3 separate regions of the Homo sapiens genome follow, and all the other regions are linked to region 1. A link is a loop called in an ENCODE intact Hi-C map of the cell type or tissue named here. Cell type or tissue: endothelial cell of umbilical vein. All regions are shown on one strand. Region 1 holds the start of FBXL3 (F-box and leucine rich repeat protein 3). Region 2 has its middle 29 kb from the start of SCEL. Region 3 overlaps SCEL (sciellin).

Evidence for each region. Hi-C counts contacts between places; a loop is a spot of excess contacts. Peaks named below come from ENCODE experiments on the same cell type or tissue, not always from the same donor. Only the 100,000 strongest peaks of a DNase experiment are listed, where the experiment ranks them.
Region 2: a loop joins it to region 1, with 18 times the contacts of the local background. A loop is called at or near these places in 4 of 110 quality-filtered maps.
Region 3: it touches region 1 in a loop (2.6-fold over the local background); 4 of 110 quality-filtered maps call a loop at or near these places.

The regions. Positions count from the first base shown.
Region 1 is chr13:77,025,214-77,030,213 of GRCh38, forward strand. It overlaps FBXL3 (F-box and leucine rich repeat protein 3), which reads right to left and starts at 1,946. Exons shown (of 5, transcript NM_012158.4): 1 at 1,614-1,946. RefSeq lists silencers at 1,487-1,546, 1,567-1,846, 2,017-2,066. In endothelial cell of umbilical vein, no CTCF peak of the experiment used is centred here; DNase peaks (open chromatin) are centred at 1,228 and 1,998; H3K4me3 peaks cover 1,983 bases; H3K27ac peaks cover 1,441 bases.
Region 2 is chr13:77,504,166-77,509,165 of GRCh38, forward strand. No RefSeq gene overlaps it. Among named protein-coding and RNA genes, the nearest start is that of SCEL, 29 kb to the right of the region's middle. In endothelial cell of umbilical vein, a CTCF peak has its summit at 2,897 (motif pointing left); DNase peaks (open chromatin) are centred at 2,886, 3,946 and 4,456; H3K27ac peaks cover 1,407 bases.
Region 3 is chr13:77,563,747-77,568,746 of GRCh38, forward strand. SCEL (sciellin) reads left to right here. Exons shown (of 33, transcript NM_144777.3): 5 at 85-153; 6 at 3,934-4,002; 7 at 4,549-4,587. Among named protein-coding and RNA genes, the nearest start is that of SCEL, 31 kb to the left of the region's middle. In endothelial cell of umbilical vein, a CTCF peak has its summit at 2,130; a DNase peak (open chromatin) is centred at 2,115; H3K27me3 peaks cover 463 bases.

The sequences.
Region 1 (5,000 bases):
GACTCTAGAAATCTAGAGCACCAAAACTAGGCCTCTTCAGGGCTCTGGCAGTTTAATTTCCTGCAAAGCTTCTAGGCCCCAAATAATGCAACTTAGGCCACCACAGCTTTTGGTGAGGGACTGATATGACTACAAACTGCTAAATAGCAAACTACTGAGGAAAGACCACAGACTAGCTGAGCAGCACAAGGAGTTAGTGAACTAACTCTATGTTCCATAAACTTTCCAGGTGGGCGCGGTGGGCCACGCCTGTAATCCCAGCACTTTGGGAGGACAAGGCGGGCGGATCGCTTGAGCTCAGTAGTTTGAGACCAGCCTGGGCAACACGATGAAACCTGTCTCTACAAAAATTAGCTGGGCATGGTGGCCCATGCCTGTAGTCTCAGCTACTAGGGAGCCTGGGGTGGGAGGATCGCTAGAGCCGAGATCGCGCCACTGCACTCCAGCCTGGGTGACAAAGTGAGTCCTTGTCTCAAAAAAAAAAAAAAAAAAAAAAAAACTTTGAAAGAAGCAACTTCATTAGGTGAAGACCGGAAGTGAACAGCTAGCCGTGTGCATCGTTGTATTAGGCACTTTTACACTGGGCATGCAATAATTTTAAATGCTCATTTGTAGTTAACTCTAAAAAGCCTATTTTGGCATCACAGTTCCTTTCTGTTCTGCTTTTACTAATATCAAACTAATATGCATTCTTTGGCTGAACTACAAGAATAAAACACTATAAAGAGGTTAACTCACAACTAAATGCTTAGAGAGCGCACAGTGGCGAAAATCTGTCTACAGGTCATATAGATAGATAGATAACTGATAGTTGATGGTATTTTTATAAATATTTCAGAGATAACAGAAACTAAGTTACTTTTTTTTCAAGTTAGAAAAGGAGGATTCTAATTAAAAAATCTGGGTCACTCAACTGGATATCATTAGCAACGACAAAATAAAAATGATCTCTCTCACCTCTCAGCTTGGAGATACAGACCATTTACTGGGCTGCTTCCTGACCCCTGTCTGCAACCCCACCTAAAGGACTGCCCACGCCAAAGGCAGACGCGAATCCGCTCAACACAAGTTGACCAAGTTTTTCGCCTGGCTAAGCGGCAGGGGCGTCCCCTCCTCCCTGCGCCACCTCCCCACCGACTGGCTTCCCCTGACATTTCTCATGCGCCCCACCCTGGGCAGTTTGCTTTGACATTTCAGTGCCTCATTGCTCAAGCTACCAGCACGGGCGTAGCCGACGCCGGGAGAGCCCACAGAGTGCGAGCTCCATGGTGCCTGTCACCAGCCCCCGCCAAGGGTCATAAAGCCTGGCAGGAGCCGCGGCGAACCCGGGAGCGGCGGCGTCGCGGGCAGGCTGCAGGCGGCCGCCGCACACGCACCACGCCTTGTTGACATGTTTGGAAGCAGGCACGGCGGGGAAACGCCCCCAAGCAAGCTCCAAGGTCTGGGTGCCGCGCCCCGCGCCCCGCCCGGCACTCCTGAGGAGCGGCCCGCGCGCGCCCCGGCCCCCGCGCCCCCCCCCACCCCACCCCACCCCGGCCCGCCCACAGACGGTCCGCGGTCCCTCCCCGGCTCCGCCGTCGCAGCGGGGCTCGGCCCTGCCCCTCCGCCGTTACCTGCTGCCGGGGGCGGCTTCCCCCACACACCACCCCGTGCTCCGGGGACGGCGGCGGCTGCAGGTCCCGCGGCTCTCACATGAGGCGCCCCTGGCCCCCCGCTTCGCGCTCCCGCAGCCGCGGCCCCCCGCGCTCCGCCCGCATCCGAGGCGCTGGTCCCGCGGAGGGCGCCAACGCGGCTCCACCTTTGCGGCTCTGGCTGCCCAGAAAGAAGCTTTCCTTCTCAGTCCCGCGCTGTCTGTGTTCAGGGATCCCCGGCGCCGCGAGAGACTACCTCAGCGAGCGGCTGCCACCGCGTAAGCTTCCTGCACCTGGGCCACAAACAGCGAGTCTAAAATGGCGCCCAGGGCTCGCGGCCGCGCGCTTCCCTGGCGCGTCCCCGCCCAAGGGGGCGGGAAGGGGGCGGGGGGGGGGCGGAGCCCGGCGGGAGTAGGGCCGCGCCCAAGCGGGAGCGCGCGCTGCGGCCGCCCCAGTCTCCTTGCTGTGGGACGAGCCTCTGCCTTCCTGCCAGAGATGTGACTCCCGCTTGAAGGGGATTTTTTTTGTTGTTTTGAGATGGAATGTGGGAGGGCTGAAGCTAGCTATATGTGGAAGAGACTATCTGTGGCTGAAACTGGAAGGTTTAGGGAGGTGGAGCAGAAAAAAGAAAGGAAGGAGTCTCGCCGGAGCCTGCTGGGGACCGCGGCCCGCGGGTGGCCGCCCCGGATGCCTGAAACCGAGGAGTTAAATACAGTCTCCGAAGACCCGCGCATCGATGTGCATAAGTGGTGCTTAAAAGATGCCAAGGAAATGTACCAGAATAGTGAGAGTATTAACGCTGGGATTGCACATGGTTTTTGTTTTTCAAATATTTGTATTTCCCAATATTTCTAAAGTGGCTTTTATCATTAGAGTTATTACATTTTAAAAACGACATTTGCTTTATGAAATAGAGTCCTGAAATTTGTAAATAGCTTTTGAAACGCAATGGGGAAAGTAAAGGATTACAAAGCTGCTGAAAAGAAAACCTCTGGTGAATCCTTTTGTAAATCAAGGCATCTTTGTAACTGCTACCTAGTTGACTTGTTTTAAAGTTTGGATTTTTTGATACTGCGTTTTCTTACAGTTAGAAACATTCTTAGGTGCAATATCATTAAGTTGAATCATGCGCCATTCCTCTCTACACCTCCAAAAAAAAAGAGAGAAAGTAGTTTTCCATTCAAAGATGTCTTAGAACACTCAGACCCATGTATAAGACACTGAAAAGCAGTGGTGCCCAGGGAGCTCTCCGTTCTTCCCGTTTTCTCAAGAAATTGAGCTAGGAAGCCATGTATAAAGTTACGTCGAAGTTCAGTGTGAGGCCAGGAGTGGTACAGGCTTATGTCTGTAATCCCAACATTTTGGGAAGCCAAGGCAGAAGGGTTGCTTGTGGTCAAGAATTGGAGACCAGCCTGCGCAATATGTCCAGACTCTTGTCTCTACAAAAAAATAGAAGAGTAATAATTTTAAAAAATCAGACGAGCTTGGTGTAATCCCGGCTACTACTCAGGAGGCTGAATCGAGAGGATGGCTGGAGCCCAGGAGTAGGAGGTTACAGTGACCTATGATGTCACCACTGCACTTCAGTCTGGGTGAGAGAGTGAGACTGTTTCTATAATAAAATGAATTCAATGTGGGGAAATGCCAGTGTTGTTTGTTCGGTGTTTTTTAAGGGCCTGTCAGCTGTCAGATCACTGAATCAAACTGTACAAAGCCTCTAGTAGCATAAGAGTGTGGATTTGCCTGAGCTGCAACATTTGTTTAGGTCCCTCAGTGACTGGATGATGAGGAACAATAGGAAGTTCTAAGAAGGACAATGATAATTATTAAGGAAAAACAAATAAGTCAAATACAGGCCCATTTATTTAAAGTTGGGTGAACAGTATAAATGATCAGCAAAATACATTAAACCAATTCAGTAAACATGATGAGCATAGGTTGCATTACGTTAATATTGTATCACATTACGGTTATATCACATTCCAATCATAGTTCTTTTTTTTCTTTTTTCGCCATTATGATCTATTCTCCTCCTAAACAAGACAAGGACCTTGGCACACTTGACCTATTGAATACCCCTTTTCTTCCCTGTTATTGGCAAATATTTTATTTCACCTCATTTTTTTTGAAAAAAAACGTTTATTTTTTAATCAGTCAGTACTTATTTACATTTATCAATTGTATCATCAAGATCAGTGGCATGGTAGGTGGGAGAAAGGATGAGTGTGGAGCACATTGATCCAACTGGGAAAAATAATTTATTACTGACCCTGTTTGGAATTGCCAATGCATGTGGTAATAAAAAGCAGATGAACAATTAGTCTCTTTATTATTGTTTTAAATTATCCACAGACAATGTACCCCCTCCACCACGTAGAATGGTGTAGACTATTCCCACACCACCCCAGCCTTGGTACACCAATGATCAGGATAGATTAGATTATGTTGCAGTAGTTCCTTAAATACCATCTTGTAATTCCTCGTTTTTGATGACCTTTACAGTTTTTAGGAGTACTGCTTTAGTATTTTTGTAGAACGTCCCTCAATTGGGGTTTGTCTTAGGTTTTTTTCTTATAATTACATGGGGACTATGGATGTTTTAGAAGGAAAACTACAGAGGTATAAAGTACCATTCTCATCACATCATATCAAGGGTACATCTATTAATACGACTTATCCTTGTTGATGTCAACATTAATCAGAGGTTGAGATCAAGTTATTCTACTTAAAGTTACCCTTTTCCCTCTCTTTTTGTACTGGAAGAAAGTCACTATGTGCAGCCAACACTGAAGAATGTGGATTTACCTGAACTGCAACATTTCCTTGAGAGGGGAATGTCTATTTAAATTATTAAAACTTTTCTGTCTTGGGAGGTGTATCTACATATCTCTTAATTGTATATGTTTACTTTTCTGTCTGTAATTTCTGTAGATCTGTCTTCAAGTCACTAATTTAGTCTATTTAGTCTTTGCTAAGACTACCTTTGCCTGCGTTTTTCGTTTCTAAAAGTTTTATTTGGTTCTTTTTCATATCTACCTGATCTTTCTTGATACTCTTTTCACTTTGTAATTTCTTTTTTTCTTAAATTGTTTTAATCCTATGAAATAATTGGGGGTCTAATCATGATATGTGTCAATGTTTGTTCATGGTGGGTTGTTCCTCATGTATTTTATAATTTTGGATTGTGAGTTCATCTTCCGTACAACTTTAGCTGCAGGAATTTTGTGCAACAGGCAGAAGCTGGAAGGGGAGGAGATTGTTAGTGAGTGCTGGAAAGACAATAAGGAATTGTTAATGGAGTCCAGAGAAATCAGGATATCTTTAGATATCTTTCATATAATAATGGCAAGCCCAGGGAAACATTTGTCT
Region 2 (5,000 bases), 480 kb after region 1:
ATATTGCTCCTAACCTTGGCTTAAATGCTCTTAATCTAGAAGGGCCGTTAAGCCCACAAGTTTTGGGTTCAGAGAGATGAAGTCCCATCTCTGCCAGTGTGAAAATTAGAGCAAATCAATTTTCTTATCTATAAAATTAGAGTAAATTCAGTTTATATCCAAAATGGGATTTAATCATATTAAATCATTAATATGATCTTTAATCATATTAATTAATTAATTAATTAAAGATCAATCTTTAATATGATCTTTCCCACTTAATTTTTCAATGTCTCCCATGCCCACTCCCATAGGGTCAGGTATGAGGCTTTCAGTCATCAGTCCATTTTCCAGGGTACCGTGACTGGCTAGTTCAGACTAGCCGATACGGGAGTCATCCAGAATTTATGCAATTTAAACTTTTCTGTTGATTTTATTTAGTTGTTAGGGATGATTTCTGTTTCAAAGTGAGGAAAAAATCTTCCATTTTCCATTGGTCAAACCTTACTGACATTTATTCAACCAAAATTGAGTGCCCCCCTTGTGCTCAGCACTATCCTTGTGATAGGCAGACAGCATGCAGTAATGCAATAAAAGCTGCTATGCTCGCTCGTGGAGCTTACATTCTAGTAATACCTATATACACTGTTAAGTGTGTTTACAATATGTTGTTACATCTTTTTCTCTGTTTAAGGCAAATTTCTACAGGCCATGACTTGTTGCGTTTGTAACTATTAGTTGAGTATCTCAAACACAAAACCTGAAGATGAAAAGATAAAATGCTACCATTATTACTGTTGTTGTTGTTATTTTAATTCTAATAACCCATAGAATTTATAAGAGCTATTAAGTTTTGAAACATGCAAATAGATAAAAAGCAAGCACAATGTTACTTTTTCAGAGTCATTACTATTACTCAGTGTTACTTTTTCAGAGTCTATTGCTATATAGAAAATTTTGAGGCACCCGCCAGGTGCAGTGGCTCACGCCTGTAATCCCAGCACTTTGGGAGGCTGATGGGGGTGGATCATGAGGTCAAGAGATCCATCCTGGCCAACATGATGAAACCCCATCTCTACTAAAAAATACAAAAATTAGCTGGGTGTGGTGGTGCGCACCTATAGTCCCAACTACTTGGGAGGCTTAGGCAGGAGAATTGCTTGAACCCGGAAGGCAGAGGTTGCAGTGAGCCGAGGTCGTGCCACTGTACTCCAGCCTGGCCGCGACAGAGCGAGACTCCGTCTCAAAAAAAAAAAAAAAAAAGAAAAAAAAAAAGAAAATTTAGAGGCACCAAACACCACTGAATTTGTAAACCCCCAGATTTTGAAGACTCAGAAAGGACTAAGGACTAAGTTTATACTCATTCAGCCTTGCAAATAAATACCAAATTTACAGAGGTACTCAAAATAAATATGTTTTCATTTTATAGTGACAGTGCACATAAGAAAAAAATTTACCCCTTTGTTTTTCTGTCCTAACAACGTCTGGCTCTAAACAATTCTATAACATACACATACAGGTACACATTGAATATATACATTTTTAAATCAAGTATTATTTCAACAATGCTTTGAATAAATTTACAGGAACCCAGTGGGGTTTTTTCCTTTCAGTAAGACTAATCCCTAGATTTGAAAATTGATTGAATTGAGGGGTATGACAAGTTCAAATTCAAACATTATCATCACCTCAATATTAAACTAACCATAAAAATATTCCATATATAAAACATGATTAAAAATAATCACTGTCATAGTAGTTAGAAAATAAGGCTTCCTTCACCTGAAATTTTGTCCATTTGAAGAGGGAAGTGGACCACAGTAGGGAGGGTTGAAGACTGGAGACTCCCCAAAGAGCTCCCTGATATTTATTATCATCAGCAACAGAAATCCCAGAACACGGCCGGGTGCAGTGGCTCACGCCTGTAATCCTAGTGCTTTGGGAGGCCGAGGCAGGCGGATCACAAGGTCAGGAGATCGAGACCATCCTGCCTAACGCGGTGAAACCCCATATCTACTAAGAATACAAAAAATTAGCTGGGCGTGGTGGCGGGCGCCTGTAGTCCCAGCTACTCGGGAGGCTGAGGCAGGAGAATGGCGTGAACCCTGGGAGGCAGAGCTTGTAGTGAGCCGAGATCTCGCCACTGCACTCCAGCCTGGGCGACAGAGCGAGACTCCATCTCAAAAAACATAAAACAAACAAACAAAAGAAATCCCAGAACACTTTTTATTTATGAGAAGATGGCAATGAAATGTGTGTACTAAATTATAGTGCTTCTTTTTCTTCCATTTCTGAAAGCAGTGACATTCCTATTGGTGCACTTTAAAAAGGAAGCTAAAGTCAGAAGTGGATTGCTGCCTCCTGCTCTTTTTTTTATATTTTAACTTTTAGGTTCTGGGGTACATGTGCAGGTCTGTTATATGTGTAAACTCATTACTTGAGGGTTTGGTGTACAGATTATTTTGTCACCCGTTACTAATCATAGTACCCAACTGCTTTTTGTTTGTTTGTTTTCTGAACCTCTCCCTCTTCCCACCCTCATAACATTGAAAAATGTGTTCTTACATGTAATTGGGAAAGTAATTTCCTAAAAAGAATTTAATTAAGCCTTAAATAATAGGCTTCTGTCACCTGCATCCTTCTCAAAGCTGACTTACTGCTTCACTTTTTTTTTTTTTTCTGACTTAACCAAAGATAATGGACCTTTTGAGGTTCTGGCTGTAGGTTTGTTCCTGGTAAGTGGGCTTGAAGTATTGTGAGATCAAATCCAAAATGGTATTTTTTTAAACTAGGCTACCATGTGAATACCATTTCCCACCAAAAGTAACAGAAGAGTTCATGAACATGGAAAAAAAAAGTATTCTTTTAGCAGCTTGATACACAAGGCTTCATTATTTTTCTTACTTTGTTTCCCTCTAGTGCCCCAAAGTGAAAAGTGCATGGGTATTTTATATGGAGATGTCCAATTCAATTAATTTATTCATTAAAAAGAAATTGATTAGATTCATTCTTATTGTCCCTTTTAGAACTTGGGTACTACTGCTCCTTTTTAGGACATAAAGTCCTGAATCCCCTGTACTCCGCGATCCCACCAATACCGCTAAACACCTCTTCTTGGTCATACTCAGATTTCAGAACCAAGCAGATGATTGTGATTGTGTTTGTTTCCATGTCTTCTGCCTAGTTCTTATTTTTTTAAAAAATTTTTTTTGGCTTGGCGGGGGGTGGTCCTGAATTTAATAGGGCTACAAACTATAATCATAGGCAGGCATTAGGCTCAAGTTGGAACAATTTTTAACTAAAATGACTTAATATAATCACTTAATTTACTTTGTTATGCAATAACTCATAGTAATTTTTTTTTTTTTTTTTTTTTTTTTGAGACGGAGTCTCGCTCTGTCGCCCAGGCTGGAGTGCAGTGGCGCAATCTCGGCTCACTGCAAGCTCCGCCTCCCGGGTTCACGCCATTCTCCTGCCTCAGCCTCCCAAGTAGCTGGGACTACAGGCGCCCGCCACTACGCCCGGCTAATTTTTTGTATTTTTAGTAGAGACGGGGTTTCACCGTTTTAGCCGGGGTGGTCTCGATCTCCTGACCTCGTGATCCGCCCGCCTCGGCCTCCCAAAGTGCTGGGATTACAGGCGTAACTCATAGTAATTTTTAAGAAGGGGGAAATGCATAAAAAATGGACTACGTAGTCCATTTTTGACCTGGAGACATCATCCTTTGTCACATTTACAGTTACTCATGAGCATTTGTCTCTCCCCTAGTTTTAAAAAAGAGAACAATGATCAGGGCTTGCAACCACAGCAAGTGTTATTACCAGGGAGAATTATTATCTTGCTGATCATTCTAGGTGAGACTGCATATGCTTTGTGGTCACTGTGGGCTGGTGCTCTGGAGCAGTGATTCAGAGGCACTTACAATTTCTTTTGGCAGAATGCCGGGTATACATAGCGAAATGATATTTTTATGGCTTTTCTAGGGTTTGATGATCTCACATTTCAGGCTGGACAACTTCCCATAGTGATAGACCTATTATTAATTAGAGAATGTACGTGTGACAACCAGTAAGGGATGCTTTTGTTTTTTTCTCAAAGAAGAAGGTACTCAATGGACCATCTGGGGAACACATGATGTACTGTGAGGTTGTCCCACCCTGATCTTTTGTGGTCTCAAATATGTGACCAGACGCCTTATATTCCATTCTTGACTGTTCTCCATCAGATAAGAATCAGGCAACACAGTAAAAACAGTGCTCTGATTTCAGGCAATAAGTTCTTTAATACCTTTTTAAAGCTCAAGGTAGAATTGTTGAGCTGCAAGTGACAGCCTGCTTATTTAGAGTTAGAACAGGAGAGATTGAGATGAAGTAAACCTGGATGGGATGCTTTCTTTGGCATGATTTTAAAGACACTTGGCAATAATCTTCAAAGGAGGGTGTGTGTTTATCTTTCTTGGCATGGCTTTTGTTTTACTTCTGAAGCCCCACCTTTTCTTTCGGGTAATTTTTTTTCCCCAGTATGTCTGGCAACTGTGCTGAGGCTGCCCACAGTGCCAACTTTTCTGGGTAACTTAGGGAAAAAAATTGAATATGAATTTTTGCTGTCAAGTAGAAAAAGAATATCCAAATGATTGCTTTGCAGTTGAGTGTTGCTTGCTATGTTGAGATGATCATAGAGCAATCTGAGAACTCCAAAATTTTGGTAACTTATTTATATAGAACTCAGTGAAGTGAGCCTTTAAAACGAGAGAAAATATCAATGAACATTCTGTTTTACTTAAAAAAGTTATTCCAGTTCAATTACCATTACCACCAATTTCATTTTTCAATGGAAATCATAAGTACTGAATGTAACGGTTTAGGATTTTAAGCTCTCATGTGGTTGTAGACCCAAAATTTAAGATAGAAATGTATAAGAAGGACTAATTCTTAATCCAAAAATACAGTGGTCAAGTGAGTGAGTTATTGCTTCCTGGCCTTTTGGCTAAGATCAAGTGAAGTGCGTGGGTTTTAAAGGCA
Region 3 (5,000 bases), 540 kb after region 1:
TTGCCATATGTATGATAGGTTTTATAAACTTTTTTTTTGTAATTGATTTGATTTTTTTTTTTTTGGTAATTATGTTTGCTACAGGAAAGTAAATGAGAGAGATGTGCCAAAAGCTACAATTAGTCGGTACAGTTCTGATGACACTTTGGACAGGTAAGGGGCTTTTGAACCATATAAATGGAATGCATAACATATTAAATACATTTTCTAATAAAGTTATGAAGTATTTAAAAGTTTACCAAAATAAGGTTTGAATCACTGATATTTTATTCCCAGGGATGGAGGGCTCTAAGAATTGAATTATCTTCTTCAGATCTCACTAAATCTTGGCTAGATGCATTTCCAAAATCTTTTTAATAGTAGATTGATATGAAATATTCTTAGAGACACTGATTTGAGTACAGCTAGGGTGGGTACTGTGCAGAATCTGTTAGTTCAATATAGGTTTTTTTTTTTTTTTTTGCGAATATGTATAATCCTTGTTCCAACATTTGGTTCTTCCACACTGATGGTGGAAAAACGTTAGTCCATGCAACTGCTTTATGGAGAGACTGTAAATTTTAATAATACAATAGTTTCAATCCACTCCAGGACAGAGACGTTAGCTCTTTACTTTCTCTTTAGAAGGTGAAAATACTCTTTTGACACTGGAGTCTCCATAGGGCTGATAGAATGAGTCCAACGTGTGTGCCTCCTGTTAGTTCCTTCTTACATGGAGGGAAAGGGCTCATCTCTACAGGGAAAATAGGGCAACTTCTATTCAGGTTGAAGTATAAATGCCACAAATCAAATTTTTAGTTTAGATTTGGTAGAGGCGCTTAGTAAGCATAAGTAAAGGACAAAGTTAGCATCTTTAATAGGAGTCTTTTGGACTCCTATTAAATAGGCACCATAAGTACCCAAAGCCAGTGCTAGTTGAGTTTACTCCCTGCAGCTAAAGATGTGCTGCAATTGCAGGCAAAAATGGCACCTACTGGGTTTTAAGCAAATACATGGTAACTTACAGCATCCAATAGATTCTAAACTCAGACTATGCCAGTGTTGATTAATGTAGCAAATGTATATACCTTCTGCATTATTCCTAGGCTTTCAAGTCAGTCACCCTAATAGAGGACAATCAATGCTGGTATCCTAAAGAGTTGGTCTTTCTCTTTTAAAAATTATCATCCTTGTCAAAAATGAGTTTGTAGTATATGTACAAGATCTCATCTCCACAGCGGTGCATAGAGAAGAGGTATATAAAATACCTCTGTCCATTCATCCTGGTCTTGCAGATGGTTAATTGAAGAAGGAAACCCTATTTCTAGGAATGAATTTTAAAGTGAGATAATTGAGACTCAAGTAAGGTGGAAAACCTAAGCTTTTGTAGGCTGTGCATCTGAACGTTTATGTCAGGCCAGCCGAGATACAGCCTAGGAATGTGGGAAATAGACTAGACCTCACAGGCAATGTAGTTAGGTCATTCTCAGCCTTAGCTATAAATTAGTACCACTGAGTGGGCTCTTAAACTTTATTGATGCCTTGGTCCTACTACCCCTCACTCCCCAAATTCTGATTTAATTAGCCTGAGGTGGAACTCAAGCATTTTTTTTCAAGCTTATAGAGTAATTCTTATGTGCAGCTGAGATTCAGAACCACCAATATAGCTCAAGCCCTTCATTTTATACCCTCAAAAGCAGGCCCAGAGATTACATGATCTATTTACACACTTTAGTGGTATGTTTGGGCAAAGTATCCTGGCAGCTCATTCCCAAGGCACTAAATGTGGAAATAGATTTGAGGAAGAGAACACAGGGGTTAGTAAAGAAAGGCAAGTCCTGTTAGCAGGAGCTGAACTTCTGTAATACAGACCACTCCAAAATGTAAGACATGAAATAATTTTAGGAGGAAGATGATCAAATATATCTGGTATGTGTGCATTTGCATTTTAATAATGATGCACTTGTTTTAATGAATATGAGAAAAGTACTGAGTTTACGTTTGAAAAGTTCCCTTTAAAATATACTTATGTGTGTAAAATGTGAGGTGTGCAAAAGAGACATAAATAAATGTGTATGTAGCATCCAGAGACAGTGGGTTATAACTAATTTGGAAAACCTAGGTTAGGAGGCCCTCTAGTGCTCCATTGTGAAAGTATAACTTCTCCTTCGGCTTTTCTGATCATGCTGCTAATTACATTGTTTGGTATTTCAAGTCTCCAAGACAGATTTTTATTAAAACAACCTATTTTATATCACAAGTTGACAGAAATTTAATTTCCAGGATAAATACAAAATTAATCTCCCACAGCAATAAGAAATCAACATACATATTGGAATGGTGGTTTAGAGTTCTCTCCATTACCATTGATAGACTTATTCCCCGGGTAGCATGATAGAGACTATGAGAGGTGACTAAAGAGTAAAGGAAGGTCTGTTAACCTAATATATGAGTTTTGGGAACAATCATACTACAGAATCGAATATATGACATTGGATCCCAGTGAACGATTTGGGAGATAGACTACTTTCTACTTGTGTTACCAAGAGAAAGCCATGCAATAACTCTGAGACTCCATTTATTTATCTATAAAATGAAAATCATTATACCTACCTTGTAGGGATGTTCTAGAGAGTAGAAAAAACATATCAAATGACCAGCAAGAAGTACTAGGTATGAGACAAGGAAAGAAGGAACAGGGGCCGAAGTTATGAGATCCCACCGTTGGCATATAATGATAACCTTCCTTATTTGTGCTTTCTGACTCAAGAAGCAGATGAACACACCTTTTCTAGATCTATGAGATTAGAATGATTAAAATCTCTAATGATCATTTGGACTCATTACATGTATTAGTCAAAGTAAACTAATTTGTCAAGGTAGAGTAACTTTTTAACAAATCTGCTTCCTCTCTTCCAAATCTAATGGTTTAACACACTATAAGGTACTACTTGACACATCAGAGTCCAATGTGATTTGCTGGAGTCCATGAAGTGACTCAGGGACCTAAGTTCTTTCTATATTTTAATGCCGCCATATTTATGCTGCCATGCATACCAAAGCCATAGTAGAAGGGGGAATAAATAACAAGGAAGACCACCAGGAGGTTTTACAATGGGTCTGGAAGTGGCAGATAACGTATCTGCCCACACTCTTTAGTCTAGAGCTCAATCACATGGCCCCAACTTAATTGCAATGAAGGTTGGAAAATGTGGTCTCCCTGATTGCTCAGAAAGAAAAGAAAATGTGTTTTGCAAACACATAATATTGTTTATGCCACAAACCTTAAAAAAAAAGCCAAGTAGTTCATTGATGCCTTTTACTGACATAGGAAGTACTGTCATTGACAAGATATATCATTAGAAAATAATGAAAATGAAAATAGAGTTAAATGCTCAATGAGTCAGAAAGACAAACAGGCAAAAGGCATAACACTTAAAATTTCAGGCTGGGTGCCTTGGCTCACACGTGTAATCTCAGCACTTTAGGAGGTGGAGGCGGATGGGTTACCTGAGGTTAGGAGTTCGAGACCAGTGTGGCCAACATGGTGAAACCTCTTCTCTACTAAAAATACAACAATTAACTGGGCGTAGGGGTGCGTGCCTGTAGTTCCAGCTGCTCAGGAGGCTGAGGCAGTAGAATAGCTTGAACCCTGCGGGCAGAGGTTGCAGTGAGCTGAGATCACACTACTGCACTCCCGCCTGGGCAACAGAGCAAGACTCCATCTCAAAAAATAAAATAAAATTTCAAACTATATTAAAACAACCTCATAAGTAGATTTTGTCATAAGTGGTTTCTTTTTATTTAAAAATTTTCTAAAATGTAACACTTGAAAAATAGTTCTCTTTACTAGAGAAAGGCTATGTTGTTAAGCTATTCTAGCATGAAAATGGTCTGAAAGGAGTTTGATAATTTAAATATTTATCCAGACTTTTGTCTTGTTTCTTTATAAAGGATCTCAGACAGAAATGATGCTGCTAAAACATATAAGGCCAATACCTTGGATAACCAACTAACCAATAGGTACCAGTATCTACTAACTATGGGAAAGGCTCAAGTATAATATTTTTCTAAGTGTTACCTATGTACTTGCAATTCTTCAATCCTACTTGATATCTTTCTGTAAATTCTTAGTCTCTATCATTACTCCTGTTCATGGCTAGAATAAAACCTTGTTGTTTAGCTTAAGAATCAAGAGCACTTGTAGCTCCAAATCACCATTCTTACCACATTTATGTTTCTGTTTAAGTTGTCCTGGTGGCAAAATTATGAAATAGGTGCAAATGCAAATTTTACATTATTATTGTTAAGGAAAATTACTGAACCCAACAAATAAAAATATTGGGCTTAAAAGATACTAAATTTTCAGAAGAAAAAAAATTCTTTGGAATCTAGTACAAGAGACAAAATCATGAAATCATCTTATGAAATTTATTAAAATATGATGCTTTCTATTTCTTTCTCTCACCAGTGTCTAACTTTTAAAACTCTAAATTCAGGAATAATTCCAAATAGATGCAAATGTTCATTCTTCATTGTTCAAACTTTGCTTTCTTTCTCTCTTACCAGGAGCATGTCCATGTTTAGATCACTGGAAGTAACAAAGTTGTATGTATTCTTTCTAATTGTAGTATATTTCTTTTTATGTATTCAAGAAAAACCAGGGAAAACCACCTCAGGCCAATTTTATTGGAATACAGCCATGCCCCTATTGCTCTGGCAGAGTTGAGTAGTAGAAGACAATACCAAAATGGTCTGTAAAGGTTCAAATGTGACTATCTGGACTTTTGCAGAAAAAAAAGATTGCCAATCATTACTCTATCCAAACACCAAAGCTTAGATCATCCTTTCTTTCTTCTTCTTTATTAAAATCTAGACTCCTTATTTTTTCCCCTACAGGACTTTTCTTCCCTCTACTCTCACAATAATTAACCCTTCCTCCACACCTCACTTCCTTCCCCACCCACCCTTCACATCTATGCCTCCTCCTTCAGAGAAAATTGAATTGGGAAAACATGGGG